Regions from separate parts of the Mus musculus genome. Here region 1 is linked to region 2. Evidence: chromatin loops called from intact Hi-C (ENCODE). Cell type or tissue: left cerebral cortex. All regions are shown on one strand. Each heading gives the region's core, and the rest is flanking DNA. Links, peaks and the distances in the headings are about the cores only. Region 1 overlaps Hipk2 (homeodomain interacting protein kinase 2). Region 2 holds the start of 4930502C15Rik (a long non-coding RNA gene).

Region 1 (16,304 bases), core at 4,313-8,312, 56 kb after region 2:
GTATCTCACCTTCTGGGGCATGTGTGTGTGTGCAAATGTATGTGTGTTTTTATTAGTAATCAAACCCAGAGCCTTGCGTATTCTAGGTTTCAGCAGCCCAATTTCCTTTCTTTTCAAAGTGTGGTAGCATTTTAGTGTGTGTGTGTGTGTGTGTGTGTGTGTGCACATGTGTGTGCACATGTGTGTTTATATTCTATTGTATATATGCTATATGCTATTTCTTCATTAACTCTCTTTCTTTAAAAAAATTATTTATTTTATGTATATGAGTACACTGTAGCTGTCTTCAGATAATCCAGAAGAGGGCACTAGATCCCATTACAGATGGTTGTGAGTCACCATGTAATTGCTGGGAATTGAACTCAGGACCTCTGGAAGAGCTGCCAGTGCTCTTAACTGCTGAGCCATCTCTCCAAGCCCCTCATTATCTCTTAATAGACACTTTGCTCTACCTTTTGACTGATGTGAACAATGCTGCTGTGAGCATGTGTATTCAAGCATTCTATAATTATAAAAACCAAACATATTTGAACATGTTAAACATGAGTGAGCTGAAGGATGAAGACCTTCCTGCCCCGCTGGTAGACAGTCCTTGGCCTGCCTGAGGCTAGGGCCTAGCCTAGTGATCGTAGGCAATGGCTACAGAGAAATGCAGTTTTATTCTATTCAAATGCACTGGGGGGATTGGAGAGATGGTTCAATTGGTAACCATAAAACCCAAGTTCATATCCCCAAGTAAAAGTCCTAAGTGGTAGCCAGCATCCATGACTCCAGTGGTGAGAGTTGGGGAAGGCAAGAAGACAGGCAAATCCTTGGAGCTCATTGGCCAGCCAGTTTAACCAGTCAGTGAGTACCATGGAGTACCCTGCTTAGTAGAGACCCTGTCTCAAAACACAAAGTGGAAGAGTGTTGAGGAAGCACTGTGATGACTACTGCCCTCCACATGCATGTGCATCGTCATGCACACACACACACACGTGAACACATATATAAACACACATACTACACATACATATTATTAGTTTACCTTCTCAAAAATAATGTCCTATTGTAAAATACATGTTGTTTTTTAAATCCAAACAAACAAAACTCTTGAGATAAGGAAATTTTTTAGGAAGAAATGTTGACTCTTAAAATTCAACTGATACCTGAGTATGCTGTTATATGCCTGTACTTCTAGTACTCAGAAGGCAAGGAAGGAGGATTGTGCATCCCAGGCAAGGCTGGGCTACAAAGAGTGTATGATCCAGTCTTTAAAAATCATAAAATAAAACTAAATAAAAAAAAACTCAGTTAATAGTTCTAAACTGAGGTGGAGAATTCAAAAGTATAGAAATAATAAGTATATAACAAAACGGCTCTTCCCTTCTCTCCAGTAGGGCAACATAGCATACCATCTTGCCTAGAAAACTCTCCTTCACCTATGTTAGCCTAATGTTACCTCAGCCACAATCAAGGACATCCACAGGAAGAGCTCTTGAGTACAGACCTGTCTGCCATGGTCAGATCCTAGAAGTCAGCAGAGTTCACATATAGCTTACCCATCTAGAGGTGAATCAAGCTGTGGAGGACTGTAAAGTTTCATAAGTAATTCAAAACTCTAAACTTCTATCCCTTTAGAAAGCAGTTATAACACTCAATAACATACATGGCAAATATCTGTCCCATGCCAAGTGGGATTAGAAGCTGGGGATGCAGGATACACTACTGAAGAAAACAGACAAGTATAACGAACACAGAAAATTTGGTATTGCTTAAGAATTTGGGTTTTACCAAAGGGTAGGATGTGTGCTGCCTCAATCAGTACTCAGCCTGTCCAGTCCATGTCTAAAGTCTCCCACCAGGCACAGCTCACCAGGATCAACATGGCAAATCTCTGGAGGAAATCCTGGATTTCTCATATGAACACCTTAAGCAACACAGGACCTGTCTAGAAACCAAGCCCTCTTGCCCTGAATTAAACAACATTCTGGTTCAAACTGTTTAGATTTGTGTTTACTAATATTCTGAAGCAACTCTGGGCCCAGTACACACATAGGTGGGAGAAGAATCCAGACACTAAATGGATTTCCAAAAGATGAGCAAAAACTATTGGAGAGCAGATTCTAGGGTACTCTACAAAGCTGTGGATTTGAGCGCAGCCAAAGTATACATCTGTTCTTAAGCAACACACATTTTTGTTACCTTGCCCCACTGTATGATGCTGCCAAGGCTGGCAAACACATGGCACACTGGGCCTGGAGTCACATCCCACAGGGCCAACCCATACAACACTCCACCCATCGTGCATCCTGCCAAGGTCCTGACCAAGTAGGTGGTGGAACTAACGACTTACTTGCTGAGAGATGATCCCTCCTTGCACTGTCTTGGCCCTCAAAGCTCCAGATCCTCATACTTTTTCTACTATTATCAGTTTTAGGCCTCTCCTGTGCTGGGGGAGACTACTAGCAAATGATATCTTGGCCTTTAATAGCAGAAACAATTGAGAGCAGCCAGACTAAAAGAGAGAGGGGAAGGTCTCAAAAAATTGGCCTCTCACCTCCTCACCTTTGGGGTCTGGGGATAAGGTCAAGGCTAGAAGGTCGAAGCTGGTGGCTGCTGTCTGGTGTTCTTCCAAGAGCTGCATGAGGGGCATGATCCCAGGGGAGTGTCAGAGGACTAGCTGCTTCTAGTCTTCATCCACATCTCATGTTAGCATCAAATCGTTCCCAAAATAATGTGTTAGGACAGCATTTGTGTATCAATCATATGATTCCCTCGACTATTTTTAACACCAGAGATAAGTTCCTGTGTAAATCATTTTCCTTCTTCTCACCTCCCACCCAACCAACATTCAGTCAGCAAACTTAAAAATACTGTCCATTAAAGGAGAATTCTCCCACATGTATATATAATATCTCCAGGACTAACCAGCAACTCATAAGGCATGTAGGTACATTTAGGAGCTAATGCATATTAAAGTATATTATAACATCATTTCCAGTCTCATTAAAGCTCAGACCTTATATTGTCACTACAGTTCCAGCCCTGACAGTAATGGTCAATAGAGAGAAACTTAAATTTCAACCTTTCCTAATTGTCAGCCCCCAGGTACAGAGTCAAAGCTAAAGATTATTCTTGTCAGAGCCTGCTGAGTGTCACACTGGTTAGGGCTCCAATGTACCCAGAAACTCCACAGTGTCCTCCCCAAAAGTAGAGAAATGGGCCTTTGGCAGGTTGGTCTGCCCTGTTGTTTTGAAAACATAGGTAATGGGGCTGTCTAATTCAGTCAGCACAGTGATGTTTATGAAGTGCTTGGGACTGAGGTATAGCTGGTGTAAAGTGTGCCATCCTCAAATTATTTTTGGTATGTGCTCTCTTACAAAAAGAAATCACCTTGCTATCCAATTTGAAATGAAAATAAATATTTCTTGTGAAAGAGCTCAGAACTCTTTTCACCAAACATCATTTATTATTAGCTAAATGCTAACTTTCTTGGAGACAGACTCATCATATCCTAATTACCATGTGTTGGCAATGGGTTCCGTACTTGACCTACTGCAGGGCTAAGCCCCAATTGGACCTACGATCTCCCCATCCCTGAAGAAAAATATCTCTGCTCTGAGAGTAATGTGTTACCTCACATGTAATCCCGTGGCTCAGAACTCCAAAGTCATAGCTTATACTTTGTTAGAGAAGAGTCAGGACTAATTGGGGCCTAGAGATTTCCAACTCCAAAATTAGAAAATGAGAAAGAGGCAGAGGAGAAGGAATGAGTAAATAAACATGAGAAACAGAGCTTTTGCAACAGGGGGCAGGGATGAAGGCTTTCAGGTAGCTTTCCATGCAGGACAAGCAGGGTATCCATGATTGCCTTCCTTACTCAGTAAGAGCTCTTGTCCAGGACTCCAGAGGAAAGCCTGGGCCCTTGGGCTAAGAAACAGCCAAGACCACAGGCTTAAAAGGGCAGTAAGCAAAATACTGCAGAGACAAACTGGGTCCAAGAGGACTCTGGACCACAGTGCTGGACTACAGTTCATTAGTGACCATACATTAAAATCTGCTTTCCAAAGAGCATCTCTAATCAATTAGTGGCATGAGTGTTATTTTAGACATAGAGTCAGAGGATGAAGAAGGCCCAAAGCAGAGACATAAGACCTGCCTTTCACAGGGCCAGGGCTCTCTCCATCTGATACTTGGCTCACAGGTCTACAAACTGTTACCTGACGCTCTGGTAGATTGCCTTGGGCCTAGAGTGAATTTGATGAAAACTGGCCAGATAGGAATCTCTTGATGAAGGAATAGGTTTATATAATTGCCAAGATCTCTTTGGGGGCCCCAGTGGTAAGATTCTGTGGGAACTCTCTAGCCTGGTATTATCTACTCAGTGGCAGTGGCTAGCTGCAGAGCTGGTGACTATTTCCTTGTAGTCCTGTGTTTCCTCTGTGCTCACATCTTGCACTGTTGCTGATAAGGCTGAGTGTCACATAACACGGCAGTGCTGGTTACTTAGTGTTCACCACCAGTGACAACAAATTTCTGCTTTCCTTTTACATAAGACAGCATTACACCCCCTAGGTAATATGGTTGTGCTTAGAACCTTTAACCTGGCACTTTATACAATGTGAGAAATTGTCAGGGCCAAAATGAAAACTTAGTCCTTAACCTCAGCAACTCTCAACCCCTGAAGGACCAAGCAGAGCAGGTTATGAGCTGGCTATGACTACGGACCAGCTGGCTCTACTCCTTCCTGGCTCTAAGTCCTAGGACAAGCCAGGTTCTTAACTTCCACATGTGCAAGTGAGGAAGAGACAGAGCTGCTCTGATGAGCACATGAAATAGTATACACAGCAGTGCTCTGTCAAGTGCAAAGTTATACTTTAAAAATAGATATAAATTAATAAATTATTTTTTTCTATGAGGAGAAAAGAGCTGTGGTACTTTTATTTCTCCTTCTAAGGAAAGTTTAATCAGGAAAGCCAGAGTATGTAGAGATGATTTTTAAAGTATATGTTTTAAATCCATAATCTGTACATAAACTCAAAGATGTCTTTGTAAAAAAAAAATAATAATAAGGAACATGGCTTGGCTCATGCAGGCTGGCTACAGAGTGGGTCCTAGAAGCCTGCTGAATGTCACTAACTCCTTACAAGGACAAAGCTTGGGAGCTAGCTCTGTGTACCTACCACTCGTCTTGATTTCAAGACCTTGGATCACACAGTAATCCTGTTAAAAGTGCTTTTCCTGTGACGCCGACTTAAGGGACTGAGATGGAGCTCTGTCCTCATCTGTAGAAGGTGGAGGTGGGTGGGGAAGGATTGGATTCACATGATAGTAACTGAGCTTTCACTATTTTCCAAATGAGAAAATTTAAATGCCAAAAGCCCTAGTAGCTGAATAACATTCATCACAAAAACATCCAAAAGTATTATAAAAAAAAGTCATGTATGTAAACATTTAACATAAGTTGCCTACACATTATGTATAAAGAATAAAACTGGATTCTCACTTATTTGTGATAAATGCCAGGAGATAGATAAGCAAGGGCCATGGGCTTTTAGTTCTTAGTTTAGGAGTCAAGGACACTGCATGAGGACTGGCCCAGTTAGACTGGCTCTAGCACTACTGTGTTTCTAACAAGTTTGGGACTTAGTACAACAAACATAAAGAGATGAGCATATGACATTAGAAGCCACTGGCAGCGGGGCTGATTCAGACAATGGTGAGTAGGGACATCTGAACCCTAGGAAGATCAGAGACCAACCATTCTGGGAGAATAAGCCACTCTGAGGCAGAAAGGCAGGCTCTACATCACTTAGCAGCTATGGGATTGTGGACAATTTTGCCTCACCCCTTTGAGCTTGTTTTCTCAGAAGATGTTACCTACTTAGAAGAGTCCCAAACAACAGACAGTGTAAGAAACATGTCTGGTATAAAAAGGTACTGAACACAGCTATGGAATGCTATATGCTTGATGAATCCATTTGTATGCCTGGAGCCTATTAGCTTTAAAGCAAGGTGAGTCCAATATAATATATACATATATCTGTGTGTTGTGTTTAAACACATTTCATAAAACTCATAATGGCAATGCTGAGGATGAGAAAAAAATTTTTTTCAACTCAAGGAACACTCCCTCTGGCAAGAAGAACAAAGAGTCTCCCTGGATTCCAGTTGTACTGCATGCTAGCAACTCCTTTTCTCAGCTACTAGATGAGAGTGATAACAGCCACCTTGAGAAACAAATGAGGCCCTGGCTTTGGCAGGTGCATACAGAGTGCCACTGTCTTTCATCCTGTGCTGAAGCAGAAGGCTAAGGGTGCTATTGGTGCTCAAGTATTTACATTATGAAACTATGAGAGACACATGCCAGGCCCTTGGAAATGAGTCCATATCAGTACTTTTATTCTCTAAATTCCTGTTCCACATGTGTTCCACATGCAGTCAGCACTAAAATGCTGTTGCAAGTTCAATGTATGAAAAGAATGATAATCCAACTCTAAAATAAGTCACTTTTTAGAAGTACAGAGTACTGTCTTTGAAAAACTGATTCTCAACTGAGAAGAAACTTGGACGTAGAAAAGCAAGAAAGCATCTTTCCCCACCTAATCAAAAAATACTCAAGAATGGGTCAGTCTGAGTGGAGTATATTACTCAGTACTTAAGGTTTGCCAGCTTCTCATTTGATCTGCAGAAACAGACACACTGAATTAGCAATGAAGTAAATGTGTTAGGTTTAATCTGCCCCCTCCATCTCTGAAATAATTTGTTATGCTCCACTCTGACAAAAACATGCAGGTTTTCACGTTCTTCAAATGACACCAGCTAGTGGTAGGAGTGTGGCTCTGTCATCTAGCCCACTGATGGACACACCTACCAACACTCCGCCAATGTAACTTAGACTCCTCATTCCAGCAATGCACAGCTTAGAGTTCCAACATGTGTCTCAGAGATAGGCATTCCTATGCTGAGGGGTCACTTCTGCCTAGCTCAGAGCCACTCTGGTCCTGGAACTATGTGGGCATCCCTTGCTTGTCAATCGGGGTCTCAAAGCATCCTTCCCCATACTGATCAGCAATGTGGACAAGTCTCTCATTACCTGGTAATCCCATCATTCCTGTACATCCAGCCTTGTCCATAAAAACCCACAATGTGGCAAACTGGAGGCAGTGTCTGCTTTGGCTTGGTAGAAAGACATTAGACAGCAGATGAGGGCTGAGGGGTATAGAGTGAGTGGGTAGGCGGGTGAAGTTTGCGGTGTGAACTCCAGGTCCAGAACCACTTAGGACAGGCAGCTGCCACAGTATACTAGTTGCACCCAAGTATTAGGATAAAAGTTTCTCACTGTCATATAAGAGATGCACTGTAAAATTTCAGGGATCATGGCATGCATCTGCCTAAGACTGCAGGGAAATACAGAAACGCACGGGTTTGTTTCACCACCTGCTAATATTCATCTGCACTTTGCTGGCTGTCTACTTCTCCTGCCTTAGCCTCTGACTATGAGGCTTGCCATTTTGTCCAGAAAACAAACACCTGCCTATAGCTCATGTACTTCACTCACAAACACCACCTCCATGAAAACTAATGAAAAGGTAGTAAAAGTGAAATGCAGTTCATGAATATTCATAGCATCTCCCACTGCCAGCAGCCATGTATGTTCTATCATTAGATGAGGAGGCTGTTTGCAGCCTGTATCTCAGAGAGTTGTGTCCCATCATCAAAGTGACCATCACAGTGGGCAGCTCAGAAGGAGGGGAAGCCCTCAATAAAACTGCATGGTCATTAGGTGGCCCAGGCCGCCTTTTATCATGAGCTAGCTGGGCAGCCTTAGGGGATTTACACACCATTTCCTATGGTCACACAATTAAGAAGTGGGTTGAGAATGCCAACCCAATTACCTGACATCAGTACACTGTGGGGAAAATGTTCCATACTCATGATATATAAATAAATATATCTGGGCTGTAGGGCAGAAAAATGGTTCTTTAGAGGGCAGAGGAAAGCCAATAATCAACGCAAATCAGAACTAGTCTATGGAATGCTTTATAGGACAAAAAAAGTCTGCTAAACAAACAAACAAACAAACAAACAAACTTCCTTGAGAAAAAAATATGTATTCAAAGGTTTGGGAAAGATGGCTTATTCAGTAAATGCTTCCTGCGAATGCATAAGGACTAGAGTTTGAACCCTCAGCATCCTCGTAAAAAGCTGGGCATGGTTACTGCTGATGTATAATCTTAGCACCAGCAAGGCAGAGGCAAGGGGATCCCTGAAGCTCACTTGCCATCTAGTTTTTCCAAACTGTCAATCTCCAGGTTCTCTGAGAAAGCCTATCTCAACTACAGTGGAGGATACGTGAGGGGGACACGCAGCATGGACAGGTGGACAAGCACACATGAGCATACACACATCCAAATATGTACCAGGAAGAAAACACAAATAAAGGAGACTTCTGTCTGTCTGCTACATAGAGACAGGGTTTCTCTATGTAACAGAGCCATAGCTGATCTGAAACTCACATTGTAGACCAGGCTGGCCTTGAACTCACAGAGATCTGCCTGACTCTACCTCCTGAGTGCTGGGATCAAAGGTGTGTACCACTACGCTCAGTGATAAAAGAGATTTATAGTAATGAAATTTACCATGAAAAAGGTTCTAGACAAACTGCCCAACGGCTTTATCAACAAATTTTTTTCATCATCCAATTTAACTAAGGTCATTTTTTTTTCCACAGTGATTTTCATCTTATCTTCCTCACTTGACACTTTTGAAGGACAAGCCTAGTCCTGACTTAGTATGACACAGGGCCTTGCTTATAACAGATGCCCAATTAATGTTCCTGGATGATGAAGAAAAAGAAGTAACATTCAGCTAGAACATAGGGAGGAACAAGTCATGTTCTTACATGTGAGACTTGACAGCACTGGCCACAGGGCCAGCAGGCACAAACTGACTAACCATGGACTCTGGCCAGTGGAGGCTCACAGACAAGAGTGGCCATTGCATATGCTGATGATGAGGAAAAGAGCAAATGTATAAACACACAACTCAGATCTCCCTCTTCCTTCTCATCTGAAGGCCATGAGGATAAATGTGATTATCCATGTGTCTTTGCTGATGACAGAAACTGGTGCTAAAACAGATAGAACCCAAGTACTTTCTGTATCCTCCAAACCCCAGCACAAAGGAAAAGATGACAATAAATAGTGTTATTCCTGATATATTAAAGGGTTTTGGGCCTGACAACTCTGAAACCTTACACACCCATACTCACATGAATGCATGTGCACACACTTTAGGAATACTGGAATATAAACAAAATCCCCTCCCCTTATCAGTCTTTCTAAAACAGAGGGGCCACACTGGAGGCCGCTGTGGGATTCCTGTGAACTGAGGCTGGTGCATCCCTCAGGGAAGTCTGTGGTCTCTCCCAGCACCAGTGGCCTCCTACGCACATGGAACACACAGGGGCCTGCAGAGATCCTGAATAAAGCTGTCCCTTTGTTCCTAAGGTCAAGAAAAACCAAATGACTAACCTAGAAGTATCCTAAAAACACTCAAATTCTAGCTGGCATGTCTAACAACTTTAGGGTTTACTTAAAAATTAACCTCAAAATGCCCAAATTTCAGTTTCTAGTAAAACTCATCTTATTTCAACTTCTTCGCCTGAAAGTAATTTTCCTTTTTCTGCTTAAAAAATGGTTCACGGAGGTAAAATTTACATACTATAAAACTAGCCATGATAAGGTAACTATTTGGTGCATTCACAAGATTGTACAAATCCCCACCTCTATCTAGTTCCCAAATGCTCTCTGACTCGGAGGTAAAACCCCTTTACCCACAAAGCAATTCCTCCCATTGTCCCTTTCTCAGGCCCCTGGCAAACATGTCTGCATTCTGCTGAGTTAGTCTATTTTGGATTTCTTATAATGTGACCTTTTGTGTCTACTTTCTTTCCCTAAGCAAGCAGTTTTGATGTATAACCTTTTTTTGTGGGGGGGGCAGGGGTGACAGCTATCAGTATATCATTCCATTTCCCACCCTGCCCCCAGCCTCCCAGTCCTCCAGCCCCCCAGCTTGCTACTGTTGTTTTGATAAATAAAATTGTGTTGTATCCGTTCACTGCAGTCAACCAGAGATGCACATTTGGATTGGCCTGCTTCTTGGCTACCGTATATAGTGTTATATGAACATGCATGTACAACAATTCAAGTAGATGTTTTCTGTCTTTTACAACATAAACCTGGAAATAGAATTCCAGGGATCATATGGCAATTCTATGTTTAATGTTTTTAGTAACTGCCAAGCTGTTTTCCATAATGGCTGTGCCGTTTCACATTCCCACCAGCAAGAAAGGGTAGAGAATATTATTTTACACATAATTTATTTTAAAGTTTCCTAAATAATTTTCATTAATATTAACCCTTGTGCTCCACAAAAATCTTAGGGATTTCTTTGAGAATTTTTATTTAATAGGCCCTGTGAAATCTCTAATCTCCAGCCCCACTCCCATCCAGCACAGACAATATGACAATTACCAGAAGAGAGCAGACACCCAGAATGTCTACCATCCAGCTGGCTGCCCAGAACTAACACCCAGACACAATTAGCAAACAAATGTCTGTCTGCAAGTTCCATCGATGAAGAGATGTCTAATACAGATTTTTCAAGGAAGTAAGAATTTATAGCAGAAAAGGAGGAAATGCACAGAGGGCAGAGTGGCCACAGGAAGGTAAGCAGAGCTGAAACCTGTGTAAATAGACAAGCAGGTATTAAAAAAGACAAGAAACTGTAGCCACATGGGGTACTGAGTATCACATCTCTGGAGATGTTTGTGGCCTGCCTTCTTCAGGAGTCCAGCCAACTCTGCTCATCCCTAGGTCTTGGAACTTGGGGACCAAGAACCTGGGGGGAGAGAGAGAGAGAGAGAGAGAGAGAGAGAGAGAGAGAGAGAGAGAGAGAGAGAGAGAGAGAGAGAGAGAGAGAGAGAGAACATGAACAAACTACTGAAGAGTGAGTCCCTTCATCTCTCTGCCAGTACTGAGCATCAGTGTCTCATTTCCAAAGTGCTGTGGGGAGCATATCTCTTACCAAAGAACTCCCCCCTACCTGCCAGGAAAGATAATGCTGTCATGTTTCTTTAGAAGTGTTCAATTTCAGTAGTAAAACAAACCCAGCAATTCTCCTGCTGTGCAAGCAAAATTGAAAGTATTTATGTGTGGTGAGTCTTGCCTGCCTGATGAAAAGAGGAGCAGAATGAATATATACATGCTCCTTCCCTGCTCCTTTATTACCTGGAGACCAGAGATAGACTTGAGCCTGCCTGCCTGCCTTCTGCAGCCTCCATTGCAGCAAGATGCTACATTTTGTCAGAGGGAATATCCACCAAAAATCAGGTTGGTGTGAGTACCTCGAGCTCACCTGCTTGGAAGTCAGAGAGGGTTATAGCTGGGCAGTGTGAGCTGGGATGTGTCTCTCTGTACCAAGCCCTGGGCAACTGTTCCCATTGCTGAAGCCCAGCCACCTGCACCCACCCTGTCTACACTCTTAGACTGAGTGTTGAGGTTGAGGCTGCTTCAGATCTGAGTCCATCATAGTGGCAAGCGACAGTCTGTGCACACCGAGGGGCATGCAGACAGAATGCATGCACAGCTGGGCCTGGTATCAGCATACCTAGGAAGATAGGCATGCTCACTCTGCCTGCACATGCAGCCAGCTTCAGACTCTGACACTGAATTGGAATTTTAACCAGGGTGTGTATGTGTGCACACATACATCACACTTGTGTTGTTCTGTCCAGGGGTACCAAATTATCATCATGATCACAGACAGAACTAATCAATAACTCTCAGTCATATGATGTCCATTCAGATCAAGCACATGCTTTCCGTGTGACAAGAAAACAAATACTGATGGCATTCTCTAGAGGACAACTGACAGTTGTTTGAAATAGGGGAGGAACAAAGCTACTTAAACACATTCCTAGGGCTATTTTCAAGGGGTTAGAGGTGGTCCCACACCCCACCTGATAGCCAAAGATTCTCAAATTCCTGCTTTCTGGAGTAGATAGGAGCTAGCTCACAGATAGCACACAGATAACCCAGGGCTAGGCCCTGTGTCCCATGGAATGAAGACAGTAAGGTTTCTGAGCTACCCTTTGAGTTGCTGTAAAGATCAGACAGAACCTTGTTCCTAGAAATACACAAAGACTTGAGTTACCAATGTGAGTGAAGGACTGGTCAAATACAACAATGTGTTGTTGAAGCAGAGTATGCCAGCCAGGCACCCAGCTCTATGAATGGCTACTTAATCTGCATAGCACCATATTCCCTGAACCTTAAGCAATGGGCCTTTCAGTCAGCCTATAGAGACCTCCCTTTTTTCTTGACCCATTTCACTGAGATTTTCTACAGAATTCTCCTATGGCTTCCCCAAAAGAGCATGTATGGCTGGCTTTGGACCCAGGCTCATTGGGTTGGGGAGGGCTCTAAAAGGTCCTGAAGCTCTTATCAAATAAGATGTGCTCAGAAAAAAGTGTTCTTGCTCTGAAGAAGCCATAGAGTATACTCCCCAGCCTAGCCTCTTTGTATCCCCACTAGCAGAACCAAAAGAGTAAAAAGTAGGTACACATAACCACTTGCTGATAAAGCTTATAAAGCAAAGTAATGAGGCAGAGACACAGCACCATGACATGACATAGAAACAGAAAAGCCTGGGACAAACAAAGACGGAACAGCTTTCCGGCCAGTGCTAGTAGCACCTAATTTGAATCAATTAACCCGAAACTGAAGAGACCCATGGGAACACTCCTTACAGGGGAGCCCTGACACATGATAGTAAAGCAGCCAGCTAGCTAAGTTCTGGAAGCTGATTTCTCCTTACTATATTTCCCAGCATCTAAGTATGGCAGGCAAATTCACTAGAGATGTGTCTACTTGGATCTGTTTGGGACAACTATGTTCCCTATACTCAGCCAGTGAGGCAGGTTGATTACTATCTCTTTAAGTGTCTACCATTAGCCTTGGAAGCATAGGCAGGCATAAGAAAAGAGAAAGGAAAGGCCAATAATAGGGAAGGAGGCAAGTGCATGGGTCTCAAAGCTCCCCAGACCTCATGGGTAACAGCCTCTCTCAGTGAACTAAAGAGACATTGTATGAGAGATAAGTTACAAGCTGGAAGGATGCTGAGCCTCTGTCCCTTAACTTTCTTCCCTACACTCATCTAGCGGAGGCAAGTTGTTTACAGTACCTTTAAAGTCACTGGTCTTGAGTCCCTGTCCTGGTTGGCTTGCTTGCTTCCTTTCTTTATCAGCTTGAAACAAGCTAAGGCCACCTGGGAAAAGGAACCCCAGTTGGGAAAAATGCCTCCACCAGATTGCCTGTAGGAAATCTGAAGAACACGTTCTTGATTAATGATTGATATGGGAGGGGCCCAGCCCACTGTGGACAGCACCACCCCCAGTCCCAGGAAAGGTGGTGCTGGGTGGTATAAAGAAGCAAGCTGTTTAAGACATGAGGAGTAAACTAAGTAGTATTCCATCATTGTCTCTGTTTCGGTTCCTGTCTCTAGGTTCCTGCCCTTCTTGAGTTCCTGCCTTAACTTCTCTTGGTGATGTACTATAATAAGGATGTATAAGGCAAATAAACTGTGTCCTTCCCAAACTGTTTTTGGTCAATGCCTCCCACCCCAAAGGGTTTCTCTGTGTGGCCTTGGTGGTCCTGGAGCTTACTCTGCAAACCAAGCTGGCCTTGAACTCAGAGATTTGCCTGTCTCTGCCTACTGAGTGCTGGGAAGTAAATGTTTATCACAGGAATAGGAACCAAACTAAGACAGTGTTTAATAGTGTAAGATAGTATCTAGAAATCTTTTCCTGTTGTGTGAGTTTAACATTCAAGTTTCATGAAGGGGGTAGTGGGGAAGGCTAGGTTTGGGGACAGAGTGGGAGTAATCAGGGAGTACCCTAGATGAGGGATAGCTCAGGCTAGAGAATGGCTAGTGAGCAGAAACAGAGTGGGCTGGGAGGGACAGAAGCATCAAGACTTGGAATTGTAGGCTAGGGGTATGGAGGATAGAGAGGACTAGGAGGAGGGACTAACAGAGAATGGAGAAAAACTTTAGGAAGGATTCCAGGAGAGAGGAAGACAGTGGGCTCATGGAAGAGCAATCTTAACAATGCTCAGACTAACATGGCACAGCCAGAGTGTTCCACATATGGCACAAGCAGGACTGCAAGCAGGTGGTGTGGCCAAGAGGTCTGCTCAGCTCGGCAAACAAGAGAAATATTCCCCTTAGGAATGTCAAAGAGAACTGTCATCTTAAACTGAATTACCAGGGACTCCAAGAAATATACACATTTTAATGACCTTGTTTCTTCCAAGGAAACAAGTAAAAGGTCCTGCAAATGAGAAAGGGCAGACAGTAAGCTGTGCTCATAGTCGACTTTGAGCTGACAGAAGCTGGGTGTGTGGCCTGTATAAGCTGCCAGGGTCATCCTTCAAGGCCCATGCACTGAGACTTGGACAAGATCACCTTTGCACATCCAGGACAGCCAGCAGGTACTCTTATTCCAGGGGGTAAATGGCCTTTCCCAAAAAACTGACTACTTCCCATACTGAGTATGAAAATGCCTGTAAGTGGGAGGCTTACAGGAAAGACAGGCTGGCTTGGGGGAAAGTACTGTAGGAAAACTGCCACACACTCAGATGGTGTACAGGTACAGCCTGACCATGGAGAACTGCAAGCACAAGGAGCCAGATGAACGCATCCCACTGGTCCTTGATGTCATTTGGGAATCCCAAAGTCTGGGCATTTCAGTGTTGAGTTTCTGCCTCTCTCCTATGGTGATCACTATCCTGACTCTGTGAGTACAAGCCTGTGACCTTCTCATGGAACAGCACTGAGAGAAGCTGCCTACTTTCGTCAGCAGCAGCTATTTATCCCAGGCTTGTTTTTGTAGGTTCCCCCACCCAGCCATTTCCAGAAATGACTGTTCCTCTCTTCCTGACCCTTCTGTGACAGAATAAACAAGACATCTTTTGCCCAAACACCACAGGGCAAAACAAAAACAGGAAGAGAAAGCAGGCACACTAAAGCTTTAGATGTAAAATTATCAGTGTTTTTAGAAGAAGATAGATTTAAAATGTTAAGTTTTAAAGAACTTTAAACTTGTATGCTATTTTGTTTCGCTTTAGCACATGCAGACTTCTGTTAACACCTCTTTACTCAGACTCCAATAGCCTCTGACTCTTGTTGCTGATCAGGGTGGATGTCTGACTCTATATGCCAAGTGCACTGATGTTTCAGGGGTTCACACTTGGTGCTTTTATATTTGCCAATGTAAGTTCAAATTTACAAAAAGAAGGAGGCTAGACCACCTTTCTTGGAGGTAAGTAGATGACAAGAAAATGACAACAACACTTTGTTCTTTATGTTTGTTCTGACTACAGAACTTGTATTTCCATTGCTCACATCCATGATAATGAGGATGCCACTGGAAACATACCCCATAAGTGAACATCCACACAACAATCAACACAGACACACAGCACATCTGGCACACAGCACATCTGGCACACACTGGCAGTGCTGTCTGTGTGGGGGATCTAGAGCACTACTCTTGGCGCTCTGACCTTTGGGTTGGTGGCACTGAATGAGGAAGATCATCAAATATCAAATGCAGATGTGTCCCCCATTCTGTCATTCTCCTCTAGTCCTGCACCTAGTCACAGGCCACAGGACATCAGGCATCACTATGGGTACAGCAGCAGCAGTGTGGCAATGAGCCAAGTCTTCAAACTAGATAGGTGCATCCACCTTCCCCCACCAACCACACTCAACACTGCCCAACACTGTTATTCTCCCTATATGCTACTTACTTTGCACTGTCTTCTGTCCCAATCTGGTACAGGAGAGAAGCCATTAGCCATATCCCTGACCTGCAGGCTTGCTCCTTCAACACCTCCCGATTGCAGTGCTAGAGATGGAAGGGAAGTAAGTAGTGCATGATGCCTGATGCTTGGTGGGTGGGACAACTTGTAATTGCTAACCATGCCAGATCAGACACATCCATGCAATCTATGACAAGAAGACTTAAGGAACCTGGGAAAGAATGGGTACTATGACCAGTAGCTGAGTTGCACCCATGGAGTTGTCTCCTTTGTTTCTCATGACAACATCATGAATTACTCAGGTTCCTGTCTTAAAAGAAATAAAGCCTGAGAAAGATTTGGAAACTTGCCTGAAGTCACACAGCCATAAAGTAGTAGATCCGGAATCCAAGCCCAGGTCTGTCTGCTACATATAGCAACAATGACAAAAGTCCT
Region 2 (16,304 bases), core at 6,375-10,374:
TGAGGTTTAACTGGCCTGTTTGTTGGGGCAGTTGGGTTAGCCTCTCACTTAAGCCAACTTCTCTGCATTGTGTCTGTCTCCGTGTGGCTCTCTCTGCTCTACCTCCCTGCCTGCTCCTGCTCTTCCTTCTGTCTCCTGTGTCTGTCCTTCTGCCTGGTCAGTCTGCCCCAGCTCTACCAGCTCTTCATTCTGCAGAAGGCCACACTCTTTACTCCTCCAGTTGGAATCAGTCAGCAGCAGGACGATACCCAGCCCACTTTCTGGGTTGCCTCTCAGCACTGAGGTCTGTGTGACTATCCCCACAGCAGCCTGCCTTTCTGTTTTAGGCAGGTGAGGAAGAGACAGACATTTACATATCCTTCTAGCCTGTGCTGACCCAGCAACTGACAAGTGAGAACACAGGGACACATTTTTTTTAGCCAGTAAATATAGTACTTGTGGGTTACTACAACAGGTTATGTATGAGCCACAACATGGGTCTGGGAATTGAACCCAGGTCCTTTGGAAGAGCAGCCAGTGTTCTTAACCACTAAGCCATCTCTCCAGCCTTGAATCATTCTCTCTTAAAGACCACTTTACGCATTAGCACCCTGCTTTGTACATAAGCATCTGTTTTTGATGAAGGGACCCTGGTATAGCTGTCTTGTATGAGGCTATGCCAGTGCCTGGCAAATACAGAAGTGGTTGCTCACAGTCAGCTATTGGATGGAACACTGGGCCCCCAATGGGGGAGCTAGAGAAAGTAACCAAGGAGCTGAAGGGGTCTACAACCCTATAGGTGGAACAACAATATGAACTAACCAGTACCCCTGGAGCTCATGTCTCTAGCTGCATATGTAGCAGAAGATGGCCTAGTGACCAGAACTGGGAAGAGAGGCCCCTTGGTATTGCAAACTTTATATGCCTCAGTACAGGGGAATGCCAGGGCCAAGAAGCGGGAGTGGGTGGGTAGGGGAGCAGGGCGGCAGCAGGGGGGGGGGGTATAGGGAACTTTCGGGATAGCATTTGAAATTTGAAATGTATATAAAGAAAATATCTAATAAAAAATGGGGGTAAAAATTCCAGTAACAGCCTCATGAGTGCAGTGTATGCATCTTGACCTGGTACCGTTTGTTTTCTATAGACCCTTAGGTACCTTCCTAGTCTAGTTGTTTTCCTAGCCTACTGTGAATATAGGCTATTCATCTCATAGGAATCCTGTGGCCCACAGAGTTATCTCTGAGCCTCTGTGCTTTGGGGTCAGCCTTGGCACCAGGGCTCCAAAGCAGAACTTTCCCAGACAGTAGAGTTGAGCTATTCCTGTGTGTTCTTGTACAGTAATCTGTGACTGTGTGGCTCAACGCCTGCCACAGTGTGCTGGGCAGTGTGGTCAGCACCCTAACTGATGCCTCCTTGGGAGAAGGACTCGTAGGGGAGGACTTGTGGTCCTCTGCTTGTCTGCCTGACTGACTTTATGTGTGTAACCTGGATCTGGATCTGTTTTCAGCTCATGTACTGCTTCTCTAGGAGTGGAACTCATGTCATGATATGAGTGCCAGTCCCCAGAGTGACCAGTAGGCATGATGACCGTTTCCCTCAGTTTCTGATCCTGCTTAGGGATCAGCTGATGAAAGTATGTATGATGGTGTGGGTGACTTTTACCCTGTCCTCTGTGGTTCTAAGAGCTGTTTTGGATAACAAAGAGAAATAAGAAGAAAAAAATAAGTTCACTGGTAACTTATGTTGCAAAGATAGGCCCAAGTGGTTCTTGGATACAGTTGTAATAGACATTTCAATTGTTGACATCTCTAAGAACAGGATGTAAGCCTAACCTATAAGTTCAGTTAAAATTCTTGGTAGAAGGATATATCCCTAAAAGAAGACACCTTGGAAATGTTAATAACGAGGCTGACCTTAAGAATTAAACCAAGAACACGCAGGAAGGACTCCCTACTCAATGTTACTAATATTTTTTGAAAGTACATAGAAATTATGATGTATTGGCCCAGCTTTCTTGAGACATAAACAATTACAGATTAGTGAGCACTTTGAAAAGTGCTAGTCTACTGGATATATGTTAAGAGCAACAAAGAACTCATTCTGTATCCTTCCACTAACATCAATCTGTAGGTGAATTTTGTTGTTTTAAACATTCAGTGTTCAGGATGAGCAAAACTCCAGGGTCCCGTGGAGTAAACACAGCACTGGGTTACTAGTGTACAAAGGGAGTTTTGTTGCACTTAGAGAGCAGAGGCTGTCTAGGAGGTACTGGCTGAGGATCTCCACAGGATTCATCTGTGAGTCAGTGTGTGTGCTTCAAGGGTACAGACCCTGACACCAGGCTGCTGCAGTCCAAACCCAAACTACCTCATATGTACTAACATAGCCTTTGTTAAGAGGATTAACCACTTTATCTCAGTGTCTTCCTCTAAAGGACAGTGACAATATGCATTCCACATGGATGCCGGGAGGACTGAATGGTGCCATGCCGAGAAAAGTCTGACCCAATGCTTCCTGCCAGAAGTGTGGCCACTTTGTAATAGTATCAGAGGAGGGGAAGCATGCCTTAGTGCTTAAGTCTAGGTTATAATCCAAATAATTTGTTTTTCTGATATATCTAATTAGGGCCTAACACTTCCAAGTTCAGATGATGGAGAGTTTTGCTCTCTGGATCTTAGTTTTGTAGGACAGCACTTCATCTTCTCAATGCTTAGGCCTACATCACACTAAGTTCACAGCCGTTTTTTTTCACTCTGGTCCTACCTAGCAACCTTGCAGTCTCAGTGTCATGGAGAAGGGAGGTGCCCTTACTTGGGACCTGCCATTGTGATTTTCAGTTTTGGTGATACTCTTTGGGACGGATGTGAGGCTATCATATCACAGGAAACATGGAGGTGGGCTGCTCTGATGTAGACCTCAGTCTGATGGCTATAAAGAGATCTATAGAAGGGCTGGTGGGGTAGGGGGAGTCAGCTGACCTCATACATGATCTGAGGAGTGCCCGTTCCTGTGTGCTGTCTTACATAGATTGGTATTGGAAGGGACAGATGGCAGATGGGAACGAAGAATTTGAGGTTAGAGCGTTAGGATTAAGAGTCTCCTAAGGACTGATGGGAAAACAAGCCTCAAGGTAATGAAGAAAGCGCCAGTGGTTGCTTTGAGAAGCTCTAGATGGAAAGGCCTTAACTTGAGGGCTAGTTGAAGGGCTGGTAAGAAAAGTCTTTGACCCTAAGCACTAAGTGTGAGCTTTTCACTGGACAGATAGCGTCAGGAACACTGATGGCCTCCAGGGGGCAGCAGATTCCAGATGGCACTCAGTCTAAGCAGAGAGAGTTAGCAGAGAGAGTTAGCAACTAGAATTCAAGCTAAGAGGGAACAGGCCAATAAAGCCCGGCGAATAAGAGCAGTGCTGAAGGCAGGGGCCAGTGACTCCTCAGTGATGGGAGAGGACCAGCCAACAAAAGTGGACAGCCAGCTGCTGCATTCACACAGTAGGTTTCCATACTTATTCCTCTGCTCTGAAGGTGTATGTCCTTATGCAGAGGTATGAACAACACAAAGGACACTGTTGTCATTACAGATTGGTATTAGGGCTGGAGAGTCTGGGAATGCTTCTTTGGGGACTTATAAGACTGGAAGATGGGAGTAACGGTTCAAGCCTCTGAGTCTAGAGGTGGGTGAATCAGGTTGTGGAGAGTCTTCATTCAGTAGCTCTTTTCTGAGTGTATTTTCTGTCTGTATTTCAGACATCGTCCTATGTTGCTGAGCCTGCCAATCTGCAGAAGGTTGAAAATCCACGTGAAGGGAAGCTCAGCTTCCTGTATCCCTTGGGAAGAGCTGCTAGGACTCCGGTGACAGACCTATGAGCTGGCTTTTCTATGACATAGAGAATGAACAGGTTTTTCCTCTCCTGAATACAGACAGCATGGACACAGGGTGCAAGGAGGGACTCCTCTAGCTCTGGTTCTACAATTTCTTAGCAGGCTTTTTTCCCCACATTTGCTCAGAGGAAAACGGGAAGAGGCACCATCTCAGTCCCAGAGTCAAAACAGAAACGTCTCCCCTTGGCTTCTTTAAAAAAAAAAAAAAAGGCTGAGGAAGCAGGCACTTTAGCTTCCAGGCCCAAAAGGACAACATGGGAAGACTGCTGGGGTTTGGAGGGGGATATCTGGGATATCTGAGTCCTGATGGTTAGCCCCACCCACCTTTCCCTGGTGCCTGCCACTCACCTGGTTGTGGACAGTGGTCAGCTGGTTGTTAAAGGTCATGGTCAAGTTGGTGGATGTGCTGGGGGCCACGTGAGTGATGAAAGGTGTTTTGCTCTGGTTCACTGTGTCATACATATTCACCCGGCGCTTGCAAATCTCCATGTTTTGGAAACAAGATTTGACACTATATATGCAAAAGGTGGAGGCAGAGACACATGGACAAGAAAGAGGGTGAGGTGGAGGAAGGAGAGAAAAGAGAAAGAAAAAGACAGAATGGTTAATCCAGTAAGCAAAACAATCAGTAAATATCCACATTAGCGTCAAATAGCCCAGCTTTCCCCAAGTGTGCTGCTGAACTGTCAGCACTGTGTGAGCAAATTTCCCATTGTCTTCTTGTCCTTTATCTGCCCTGGATGGACAGACTCCCTTATCACACACATGCTTCACTGCATCTACCCCCCTCCCACCCCCCCATTACCTTTTCTCACTGCTCATTCTAAGTGTAGTGCTTGACCAACGAGATTAACTCTCCAACCAAGGACATTAGGAGCTGCTACAACCTACTTCTGTCTTCCTTAGGGACAACATGTCTAGCCTCTCACCATTCTAGCATCCCATGTGCTACTAGCACCATCTATGGGTCAGCCAAATAATTCTCCCACCCAGGGTCATGAACTTAGGCTGACTTGTCTCACTGGAACCTGTCACGAAATGAAAACAATGAAAGTGGTTACTAATTTTTACTGAGAGCAGTGATATGTGTTTGCAGTCTCCTATTCAGTCTTGTACCATCCACAAGACAGAATTAAAATCATTGTTCCATTTTTACAAGTGAAGCCAAAGGTCTAAGACAGATAATGTGCCAGACAAATAATCACTAATTGGCAATTCACACCCCTCCTTCTCTTTTACACATTCCTAACTTCCTTATTCCTTTCTTGTCCTAATTCTTGTCTAGTTCCATGAAGTAGAATTCTCTCCTCCATTTTCTTCCTGAATCAAAACTAACCCCTAATTACACAGGCATTAAAGGAGTACAGGTCCCGGCATGAAGGCCTTTAGTGGCCTCTTGAAGGCCTTTAGTGGCATCTGCCATTCCAGCTCCTAAGCATCCACTGTGTTCTACTCACTTCATATGCTGCTCCTCATGCGCTTCTGCCTCTTCTGTTTCTATGGCCACTTTTGCTCAAGTGCTAATATTTAAGACAAAGCCTCATTTAATCTATGATTTAAAATGTCTGTTGCAATAACTGGATAAAACAAGGTAACACTTATCTATCACTGTATACTACAGGTATGCTCTATTTTGGACAAAATGGATGTTTGTAGGCTATCCCAGAATATTATTTTCATGAAAGATACATTCCAAATTTCAGAAATTGAATCTGGTCATGACCCAGAGAGTCCTACTTCTTTCTAAGTTAATGACTATTTACACTGGCCGCTCGATACACAACGCATGGTGAGTAAACTGGTAGTCCTAGAGAGAAGAGAAAACATGCTCATTGGTAAACAACAGCATGCCTGAAGGTCCTGGTGAGTACCAAGTGCATGCTGCATGCTTTTACATTGAGCTGAAGATGATAAAATGATGTGGATGCATTTTTTTTTTGGGATGCATTTAAAGCATTCAGTGATTTTATGATGGTTCAATGTATAGTTTTCAGGCTATAGAGCTTTTTTTTTTTTTTCCTCCCTACACTGGGCTAAAATTTGACTGTTGGGATAAGACAAACATTTTTACTTTGGGTTAGTTTATAAAACAATTGGCTTTTACAAATATGTACACCAAAATATTGGTGTAGAGAAATGAGTGGTTTTGCTTTTACCTGCAAAACCTTATGCTAGAGCAGCTTAAGCCCAGGCCCGCGGGTGGGGCCCAAAGCAGGCTGGGTAGGCCTGAAGGCTCGGTCCCACTCTAGAGCGCTTCAAGGTCTTCTGGGAACCTACAAATATTCAGCCCACTCTTAGGTAGGCCTAGGGGTAACCTGCCTTTCCCGAGGGCTGACCTTCTAAGTTCTAAATTGCCATTGCTCCTAGTGAAACACACTACGGAAGCTTCCTTACTAAACAAAGAACAGAGCCCTGCTTATCTAAGTGCCCAGGTTTTGGGTGACTGACAGGGCAGAAGGCCAATAGGAGCTCTCTGAAGCATCTGCCTCCCTAATCCCCCACCTCACTGTTTCCCTATCATCTTTCTTTATTCCTAAAGTTAGAAAGGCTGGCTTTGTGGGGATTTGCCTTTCTTCCCGGGGGACAGACTGACACCTTCTTAACTGCCTCCTGCTGAGAAACAGCATAGGTGTTATACTTTGAGTTTGGAAGGACTGTGTGCACAGTCCCTCTTTGCACTAGGACTTGACTGTTTCAAATGTTCCCTGAATTAAAGAGATACTGTCTGGTCTTGCCGTGCAAGTTGACTTACTTCACTAACTGCTATGGAAAAGAACTGACTTAAAAGATACACTTTATGGTGGTTGTGGCCCACTTGTTAAGCTGGGAGAGGTTGGGTCCAGCCTGGAAACTCAGTCAAATCTAATTTTGGTCATAACGTTGCTGACTGTGGCCTCACAGCAGTCCTTACCCCAGGTCCTGAAAGAGCCTTTCCTGAGCATGCTGCTGTCCCTGCAGAAATGTGAGGATGTGATCTATTCTCTCATGTCCCAGTGCATCACAGCTAAGGTTAAGGTGATATCACCCACTTCCCGTTCACAGAAAACCCATTCTCTTTCTCTCATTCCCAGAGGCCTTTCCACCAGGTTGGTCTTTCTCTCCAAGCTATTTTCTGAGTACCATGACTACTTCAGTAGCCATCCTGATAACCTGTCAAAACCTACATTTCCTACCTCATGACCTTGCTCTCACCCTTATCATTCCTTCCTTGGGCTGTCAGCCCTGGACCTGTTTCTTAAGACAAGCTCAAGCACCCTGTTTCCCTGGCCTCATTCCCTACCCTTCTGGTGCATTTGACTATAACTATTATCATAACTCTCTCTAGAGTTGAGCAGAGGACACTCATTGGGATCTATTGAGTTTCCTTTCTCTTAGGTGAACCTTCAGTAGCTTCCATTTGGGATTATAATTACTATATCACCAGCATCTTCAACTTCCTCATCCATTTGTCATTCTCTCTGAGCAACTTGGCAGCAATTCAACCTGGACAAACTCAACTGTTTTCTCTATGCCTTCACTTACACCATCAATTTATGCTCGGACCCAAATGTTCAAAGCTCTACCCGCTTCCTTCCCTCTCCTAGGATTACAGCACTTGTGTATTCCCGCACACCCACCTTTCTCCTATATTTCTCTGGTTAGTTTGCTATCATGCTCTGCTCCAGTTACCAGGACCAACACACTCTCTCTTCCCCTCTCCCTCTCTCTGCCTTCCTCTCTCCCTCCCTCACATATCGCTTTTCTTATTTCTCTCTGTTTCTTTCTTAACATTCCTTTTTGCATGTGTATATGTGTGGGAGCATATTCGTGTTTGTGGATACGTGGGCGTGCATGTAGAAGTCAAAGGTTGACATGATTTTTTTTTATTCCTAAAAAGGTTTATTATGTATGTGTTTCTGCCTGCATGAATTTATGTGCATCATGTGTGTGCAGGTGTCTGAGAAGGCCACAGGCCACTGAAGCCTCTGGAGCTAGAGCTGCAGATGGCTGTGAGCTGCATGAGGTGGATACTGGGAGCTGAACCCAGGTCCTCTGCAAGAGCAGCAAGTGCTCTGAATTGTTGAGTCATCTCTCTAGCCCCCAAATCTTTCCTTGCTTTAACTTAATTTTTAAAAGTCTATTATGTGTATGTGTGTTTTGCTATGTGTTTGTCTGTGTACTGCATATTTGCCTGGTGTTCAGACAGGCCAGAAGAGGGCACTGGATTCCGAGACAAAAGTTATGGTAGTTATGGACAACTGCCATGTAGGTGTAGGGACTAGAACCCAGATCTTCTGGGAAAGCAGAGCTACCATGGAGCCATTTCTGTGGCTTCCCTGAGTGCCTTGCCTGATTACCCTTCACGTAGTCTAGCTAGCGTGTTTGCCACTGGGATCCTCTATCTTTACCTCTTGAGCTCTGTTTACAGGTAGACCACCTGACATTTACAGACCGATGGGGATCCAACAGCAGTCCTCACAGCTGTATGACAAATGCTTTATCCACTGAGCCACCTCTCCAACCACAGTTATCATGTTCTGCATTGTAAAGCCACCTTGTTCTCAACAGATGATGTCATCATCTACTTCTGAGACAGAAGCTGTCTGACAGGAACTCCCTCAACTTTCCTCTGCTATCCTGTGCACCTGCTGACACCCACGTCTCTCCCACCATATCATCTTTTAGTGACAGGGTCCATCTCTCCACTCAGCAATAAACACCAACTCAACAGAAACTACTCACAAGTAAGTACCTTTTGCCTTGAATCTCTCATTTGCTACCAGATTCTTCCCATTAGTATTTGCTTAAATTTCCTCATTCTTCAAAAATTTCCTTTAGTCCAATGGTTCTCAACCTTCCTAATGCTATGACCCTTTAATACAGTTCCTCATGTTGTAGTGACCCCCAACCATAAAATTATTTTCATTGCTACTTCATAACTGTAACTTTGCTATAGTTATGAATCATGATGATATCTGATATGCAAGATGGTCTTAAGTGACCCCTGGGAAAGGATCATTTGAGCCCCAAAAGGGTTCCCAGTCAGGCTAAGAATGGATCAGAGCAGCCATTCTCAAGCTCTGATCTCTCCACAGCCCTCATTTCTTCCTTCCTTTTCACAGTCTCACTTCCTGTAGTCTATTTCTCTGCTCTCACTTTATCTTTCAACCTGCCCAACAAGTTTCTGCTTGGAAATGGCTGTCACTAAGTAAGAGAACTGCAAGATCTCAGACACTTTTTTCTAGATTACTGATACAGCAGCAGGTTAGATCTGCATTCAACACGAGTCCAACCAGCCATTCACCTGCTTCTCAGTCCTTTAACTGCTGCATCGAGCTTCTGATAAAAGGCAAAACCCTCCCTGAGCACGGCTTGCTCGAGCGCTGACTTCTGCAGCCTCAGCATGTTGCCCCCATTCCTAGGTCTGGTGTTCAGTCATGCTGCAGAGTTCACACAGGCAGTGCCCTGACTTCTCACACCCATCTTTTCCCTCACCCTTCACAGGTTATATTCTTGGGTCTTCTGGCCTATTGAGCAAGCTCCTTGTTGGATGGACTCATCATACCGCATTCCTTTCTTGGTAACAGCCATTGTCTTCTATCTTCTTCCCTGAAGACCATGGCTTAGCTCGAAAGTACACAGTCTACTTTGTTCCTCATTGTACTCCAGTGCCTGGTACAGCCCACAGTATGCCAAAGAAATGAAGCAAACTAGACAGTTCACTCTGGGACAGTTTTGGGACTAACCTTTGGCACTGATGCTAGATTGCTTTAGAGCACTGCTGTTTTGCCCACTTCCCTTTGTGCGTTGATATCCAAGTTCATCTGGCCCCAAAGTCCCCATGTTCCACCATTCCCTTCTTTTTGGTACAAACTGTAGTCTTCAGCCCAACCTCGCCCCACAAGTGCTCTAAGTGCTTTGATGACAAGGAGATCCTGATTTTGCTTATGTGCTGTATCTATAGCTGCTTTCAGCTATAACTGAGAACGGAGATGCAGCGTAGGAACCAGAGGGCCACAAAGCCTCAAATATTTCCTGTCTGGGCCTTTAAGTGTTGCCCTTGGTACAAGCATAGTAGGCACTTACTGGGCACTATGGGGGAAGTCAAGCAGGTGTGTCATGGTGACAAAGGGGTGGTTCAGAGTTTCAATGGGAGTGACTCTCTTATCAGCATCGATGGTCAGCATCTTCTTTAACAGGTCAATGAACTCCCGTCGGTCTGCCTTCTCTACTAACATGTCACTCCCTTCCAAATCTGTTGTCATGTTCACCTGGAAGTAAGCGGGGACAGGTGAGTAAGAGCCATAGGATATCGTCTGATCTCAAGCTCCCCATCTCAGGTGCCAGAGGGTAGACTGCCCGCCATGGTCCTGTGTGCTGCTACTGTCCACGGGTGATGGCCTCTTATACGCTAGGAACAGAATGGCTGCGGGAGTCAGGTACCAGGTAGGGGTTGGGGCAGAAAGAGGCCACCATGGTTGACACCTGCACATACATCCCAGTGTCAAGGCACAAAGCTGCTCCTGTTTTAACTGGCCACGGTGAAGTGCAGCTTTCATCACACCTTATTAAAAATAACCACGGGATGAAGGGTTCTGGAGGCCGATTGCATAACAGTGCGCATGCACTTAATTCTCCTCAGCCTTACTTTAAAAAAAGACTAAGATGAGACATTTTATGCTATATGTGTTTTGTCACAAGCACACAACAACAATACACACACACACACACACACACACACACACACACACACACACACACAGAAAGCTCTAAGATAAAGCAGTAGAAAAAGAAAAGATGGGGAAAAGTGTATACAACCTCTGGAGAAGAAAAGAGCCTGGGTTCCCTCTTCCTTCATCTTTATGACATCACCCTTCCCTTGGTCCCTGACTGTGACTAGAATGATTTCGGTCCCTGTGTTCCCTGCAGTTGCCTCTGGCCAGGGAAGAGAGTGCAGCTGAACACAGGACTTTTCTCCCAAAGGCAGGTCTCTACTAGCATGGCCTCTGAAAGGCTTTGCTTTCAATGTTTGCTTGCTTTCTTCCTTCCCTTTCTTTCTTTTCTTTCTTTTCTTTTCTTTTCTTTCTTTCTTTCTTTCTTTCTTTCTTTCTTTCTTTCTCTCTCTCTCTCTCTCTCTCTCTCTCTCTCTCTCTCTCTCTCTCTCTCTCTCTCTTTCCTTCTCCCCCCCCCTCTTTCTTTCTTTCTTTCTTGTTTTTTTTCAAGAGGGGCTCTGGAAAGCAATTTCAGTTTCCACAGACCATCTAAGCTACTAATCAGCTGACAAGTGTACTTTACTCAGAACCAGGCTACACTCATCTGTGCTAAGAGGTGTGCTAAGTGTTTATTGGGCTACAGCTTTGTTTCTCAGTGTTTAAAAGGAACAGTCATTCTGGATTGCTCAGAGTTTGGATTAGTCTCTAACTAAAAGTACCTGAAGATCTCGAATTATCTGTGATGGAAAGGTAAGGAAGGTCTGTAGTCGCTGCTAGTGAGCTGACAGTGACTGAGTGTAATGGTCTGAATTGGGCTTCCCTAAAGGCTGAATCCAAGTCCTAATCTGTGGAAGCTATGAATGTGACCTTGTTTAGAAATAGGGTCTTTGCAGATATAATCACGTTAGGATGAGGCCATATTGGATTAGGATGGTCCTGAACACAATAATCAGTGCTTTTATAGCAGAGATCTGACAGTGGGAGCAGGGATGACACAGGGATAACAGCCATGTGGAGGGTAAAGCCGGATTAGAGTGATGCAGCTGCAAGTAAGGAATTCTGAGGCTGCCAGAGCCACGGGGAGCCCAACACATGGATGCTGTCCCCTAGGGCCTTCAAAAGGACTGTGGCCTTGAGGACACTGACACCAGACGGTTTTAGCCTCCAGAACTATGAGAGAATACATTGTGTTGTCTTATACCCTCCAGTTCACCCTATCTTGTTATGTAGGCCCTAGGAAATGGACACACTGAGCCATGAGCATCAACTCCAATATGCCAATGGGCTGTAGGTCTCAGCTCTGGAGCCAGTGCCTGCCTAGCACACACAAGGCCCTAGGAACAGGTGAACGTGAGGTTCCTGGTAAAACACCGAAGTAGCTACCCCCCACCACCAACTTGGGTTGTCTGTCTTCTACCTGAAGACTTGTTACTGGACCTTGGCAACTCTCATAGTTATTGAATGTCATGTGCTCTATTTCTAGCCTAAGAGCCTGCTTAGCTTCCAAATCCCAATGCTTTGATAGTACATATTATATTTAAACTGTATAGGATTCAGGCCCTTTTAGCACCAGTAAGGTTGGCCACTACCTTACAAACAAGAAGCAATACAATGGAGCTATTTTTTCTAAAGAGTTGGTTTCTGAGACCAAATGGTTTCTTACTAAGCCTGTCATATGATTGTTCATAAGCAAAGGCAATGAGCATAGTTAAGTATATCACTGCTGGTGGGTTTTATTTTTTATTTTCATTTATTGGCTTTAAACAAAAAACAGGGTTTCTCTACATATCTCTAGCAGTCCTGAAACTCACTATGTAGACTAGGCAAGCCTCAACCTCAGAGATTCCACTTGCTTTGCGTCCCAGAGTGGTGGGTCTGAAGGCATGCCCTGCCCTGCAGCTGTTTTTTGTTTTGCTTTGTTTTTTAAAGGGCCTGTGCTGCATATTCACTCACAGAGCTTACCTGGGCCATATCATCCAAACAGTTGAAAATGTACTTTCTTGCTTCCTTTGACTTAATTCCCGTCTCTGCTTCATGGTCATCTGGTGTCTATCGGAGAAAGCGAAACCTGGTCAGTCAGACAGCACCGCTCAGGTCACTGAATCTCAAGCTCCTGGGCTGCTGCTTCCACCCATGGTCCTTTCTCACTTTGCAGAGGAGGAGACTTTGGTTTCTCGGAAAGTGTCCTACACAAGAGCTCCTTTCTCTGTCCATCCACACTAGCTCACCTTCCTTCCGCCCCAGGCTCCCACTCATGCCCACTCTGGTACAGTTACCAAAGACTCTAAAGAGAACATGAGACCACACCCTTCCTACTCTGCAGCTTTCCATAAGCTGAAGGTAAGATTCCACCTGGGAAGACCAGAGCCCTTTGTGACACCTTAACATTTTATTTTACTTAGCAATCCCTTACACCTACAGCTCCTATGCTGTTTCAAGGCACACTAACTCACTAAATGTTTTCCATAACCACAGGCATTAGGATGACTGCTCTCCTCTTTTACTACATGGAAACACAAAAATATAAAGTTCTGGGGGACGACCAACATTCCCAGCTTACAAGTGGCAGCTGTTTCCAGAGCTTGTATTCTATGCTGCTCTTTCAAAGACATTTATCAGCTATTGGCTAGGAAACTACTTTTTCTACTTGCTAGGTGGTTTGGACTCATCAATGGATCTAAGGCAATTAATTCTGGATAAAGGCCAGCACACTTTAAGCAGTTCAACCCCAAGGAACAGGTGATGAGGGTCCTGGTAAAACACCGAAGTAGCTACCCCCCACTATCAACTTGGGTTGTCTGTCTTCTACCTGAAGACTTGTTACTGGACCTTGGCAACTCTCATACTTACTGAATGTCAGGTGCTCTATTTCTAGCCTAAGAGCCTGCTTAGCTTCCAAATCCCAGTGCTTTGATAGTACATATTATATTTAAGCTGTATTAGGATTTGATTGGGGTCCTGTCAAACCAAACCAAACCAAACCAAACCAAACCAAACCAAACCAAACTTAGTAAAACCCAATTGCAAAACTGCAAAAATGAATTTACTACAGACTTAAGTCTTTATTACTATCTCCTTCCCAGGAAAAGTATGTCAATTTTAATTACAAGACACAGTTAAAGTAAAAGCAAAATATGTTTCAATTAAGGTGAAGTCACCAAGAGTTTATGGTATCCATTGTCCTGGATGAAGATCTGCTGTCTTCCCAGGGGTTTGTGACATTTGCATTGCAGGCTACTTTCCCTGCCTTGGAAAAATCCCTCTGTACCCTACAGGGCCCAGCACAAATATTGCTCCCTGCCCTTGGCCCTGGCCTGGCTTTTTCTTGGCTCACTTAGGTCACGCTATTTCCCATGTTCTTTCCTTTTAGGAAGAGGATAGTCCATATGGTAGCCTAGAGCTTGGGGCACTGGTCCTGTTTCTCCATGGACAGTGGGTTCCTTAAGAGCAGAGTGTGGCTGCTTCATCTGTTTAGCACGAAGCAGACATGAAGGATCATGAGATTAAATCCCAGAAATTCAGCGGTCTTCCCATGGGACACAGTCTCTCACACAGCAGTGAGGCAAGGAAGCAGGTGTTTTCAATCATTCAGATCCTGCAACACCTTGTATTCACAACTCTATCCTACATCCCCATTTTGCTGGCTAGATTAAAGTCATCAATTTGTAAATACCAAAAGCTCATTTTTGTCTTTCCTTCTTTCACTATTAGGCCATCAGTAGAAGTGAGGGAGTGTTTTTCCTACCTTTAGCCTCCACAAAGGATACGGTGAGTCTGTGTCACGGTTGAAAAACCTAGTTGTCTTTGTCCCTGCACTTAATAAATATTCAGCTGGTAAACCCTGTGTTTGTGAAATATACCGAATCTGCAAGAAAAGATGAGAAAGAGGTCAGGGCTTTTCCTGTCATGGTACATATGGTATACTGATGGCTTTGAGAAAAATGGAATTAATTTTAGAGAAACAAGAAGTAAAAAGAAAGAAGAAACACACACACACACACACACACACACACACACACACAGAGAGAGAGAGAGAGAGAGAGAGAGAGAGAGAGAGGAAGTCAGGATAAGTTTAATAAGTGAATAAGGCAGGTTCTAAGTAAATGGTAATCTAAGGTTTTCTGGATGGAGAGTGAAGTCACATAGAGAATTCCTGTGTCACCCAGACCTACCTGATCATACTCAGAAGCACCTGGGTATAATGGCCAGCCCAGGAACAGTTCAGCAATGACACAACCAAGGGACCACATGTCAATTGCCTCACAGAATGGCAAACCAAGGATGATCTCAGGGGCCCTGGAGAGAAAGAATGGAAGAATGAATTCTGGGGTACCTGTGTGGGGTCTTTGGTCTTGAGAGAGGTCTGCATTGCAGAGACTCTCCATTCTTTGGCTTTGTTATCTAGTTAGAAGAGGATGTAGTTAGCTTGCAAGTGCCGATCGAGTAAGGGTCGGTGGGTGGCAGTACAACAGACCTACAGTGAAGCATGTCTGTGGGCATCACCACCATCACATTCTGACCACATGAGCTCATGACCTGATAACCACACCACAAATGGTAGGAAGTTAGCTTTTGTAGCTGAACATCTGGAATTCGTTATAAAGATTGCCTAATATTTAGGAAGGAATTCCTAAACTCTACTTTCAGGAATATGTAAAAATAGCTGCTCTCACTTAAAATAAGGCAATTAAGTCCAAAATCCACTCATCCCAATGATCTTTGTCCTAGGCATTTGTATTACATTTCTTCAAGGAAACACTGCTATTACTTTTCCCATCTGTGTCTAAAAGGTTGATCTCTATAAAAGTTCTTTAATGTTACAACTATAGAACCCCATTCATGAATAGATAGATCATCCTGAGAGTCAACCAGAATTCTATTATAAACAGTCCACTCCTGGTTGTAGGAGCTAATGTCTCTGTAATTGACAGACAAGGCCACATAGAAATTTCAAAGGCATTTTAAAGAGAAAGTACACATGTATTTGGTAACCAAGATCAGACCACAAAGTCTTTCTTTTAAGTTTTATTCATGTGCATCTGTGTGAAGGAATGTCACAAATGTGGGGCAAGAGGGCACTAAGTCCCTTGGAACTGGAGTTAAGGCAACACTAAATCAAGGGACAAAAGATTACAAACATGTGTGATATAAACACAACCATGAGAAGGCATGTACCACAGCACACACCATACTTCAGCAGCTACCACTTTGGAAAAACAAAACAGTATGCAAGGACAAAGCTAATAAACAGAAGCAAGCCTCAAGCACACATCTTTCCTTAATCCTCTCCAAGTGTTACCAAGACTATCTGCTTCCTCCATACCTCATTTCTCAGAGCAATGGCCTCCTAAATGTTCCCGCCTCTTAACCTTGTCTGAGATGCTCCTACACTCATGTGCCACACTAGAGGGATCAGGATGGCCTGTGCACTGTCGTAGTCTTGGTCAGCATCTCAGCTCTGTGTCTTGAGAGCTGCCTCTCTTCTATACAACTGCCCACTGCTCCTGCTTTGTTAGGCCTGGCTTCCTAGGTGCCACTTTCCCATACCCAAATTTCTTGCCTCTCCATATCCTTTCCTGTCCATACCCTTTACTAGAGCATCCTCCTTCTTTGTCCAAATGCTCTATGTACCATCTTCTTTTCTTTCTATTCTTCCCCTACATGACTATCATGGTTTTGTGTTTATCCTGAATGAAACACTGGGTTGGGGGATATAGCTCAGGGGTAGTGTACTTGCCTAGTATGCACACAG

What was found. A loop is a pair of places that touch in the nucleus more often than their neighbours do. Peaks named below come from ENCODE experiments on the same cell type or tissue, not always from the same donor. Only the 100,000 strongest peaks of a DNase experiment are listed, where the experiment ranks them.
Region 1: a loop joins it to region 2, with 2.3 times the contacts of the local background. A loop is called at or near these places in 1 of 42 quality-filtered maps.

The regions. Positions count from the first base shown.
Region 1 is chr6:38,790,901-38,807,204 of GRCm38, forward strand. All of the region lies in intron 2 of Hipk2 (homeodomain interacting protein kinase 2), which reads right to left. It overlaps 4930502C15Rik (a long non-coding RNA gene), which reads left to right. Exons shown (of 4, transcript XR_003956279.1): 4 at 1-1,719. Among named protein-coding and RNA genes, the nearest start is that of 4930502C15Rik, 62 kb to the left of the region's middle. In left cerebral cortex, for the core only: no CTCF peak of the experiment used is centred there; a DNase peak (open chromatin) is centred at 6,796.
Region 2 is chr6:38,733,150-38,749,453 of GRCm38, forward strand. Hipk2 (homeodomain interacting protein kinase 2) reads right to left here. Exons shown (of 15, transcript NM_010433.2): 3 at 14,725-14,848; 4 at 14,298-14,417; 5 at 12,515-12,601; 6 at 9,927-10,111; 7 at 4,209-4,371. It overlaps 4930502C15Rik (a long non-coding RNA gene), which reads left to right and starts at 4,367. Exons shown (of 4, transcript XR_003956279.1): 1 at 4,367-8,584; 2 at 9,345-10,131. In left cerebral cortex, for the core only: a CTCF peak has its summit at 8,042 (motif pointing right); no DNase peak of the experiment used is centred there.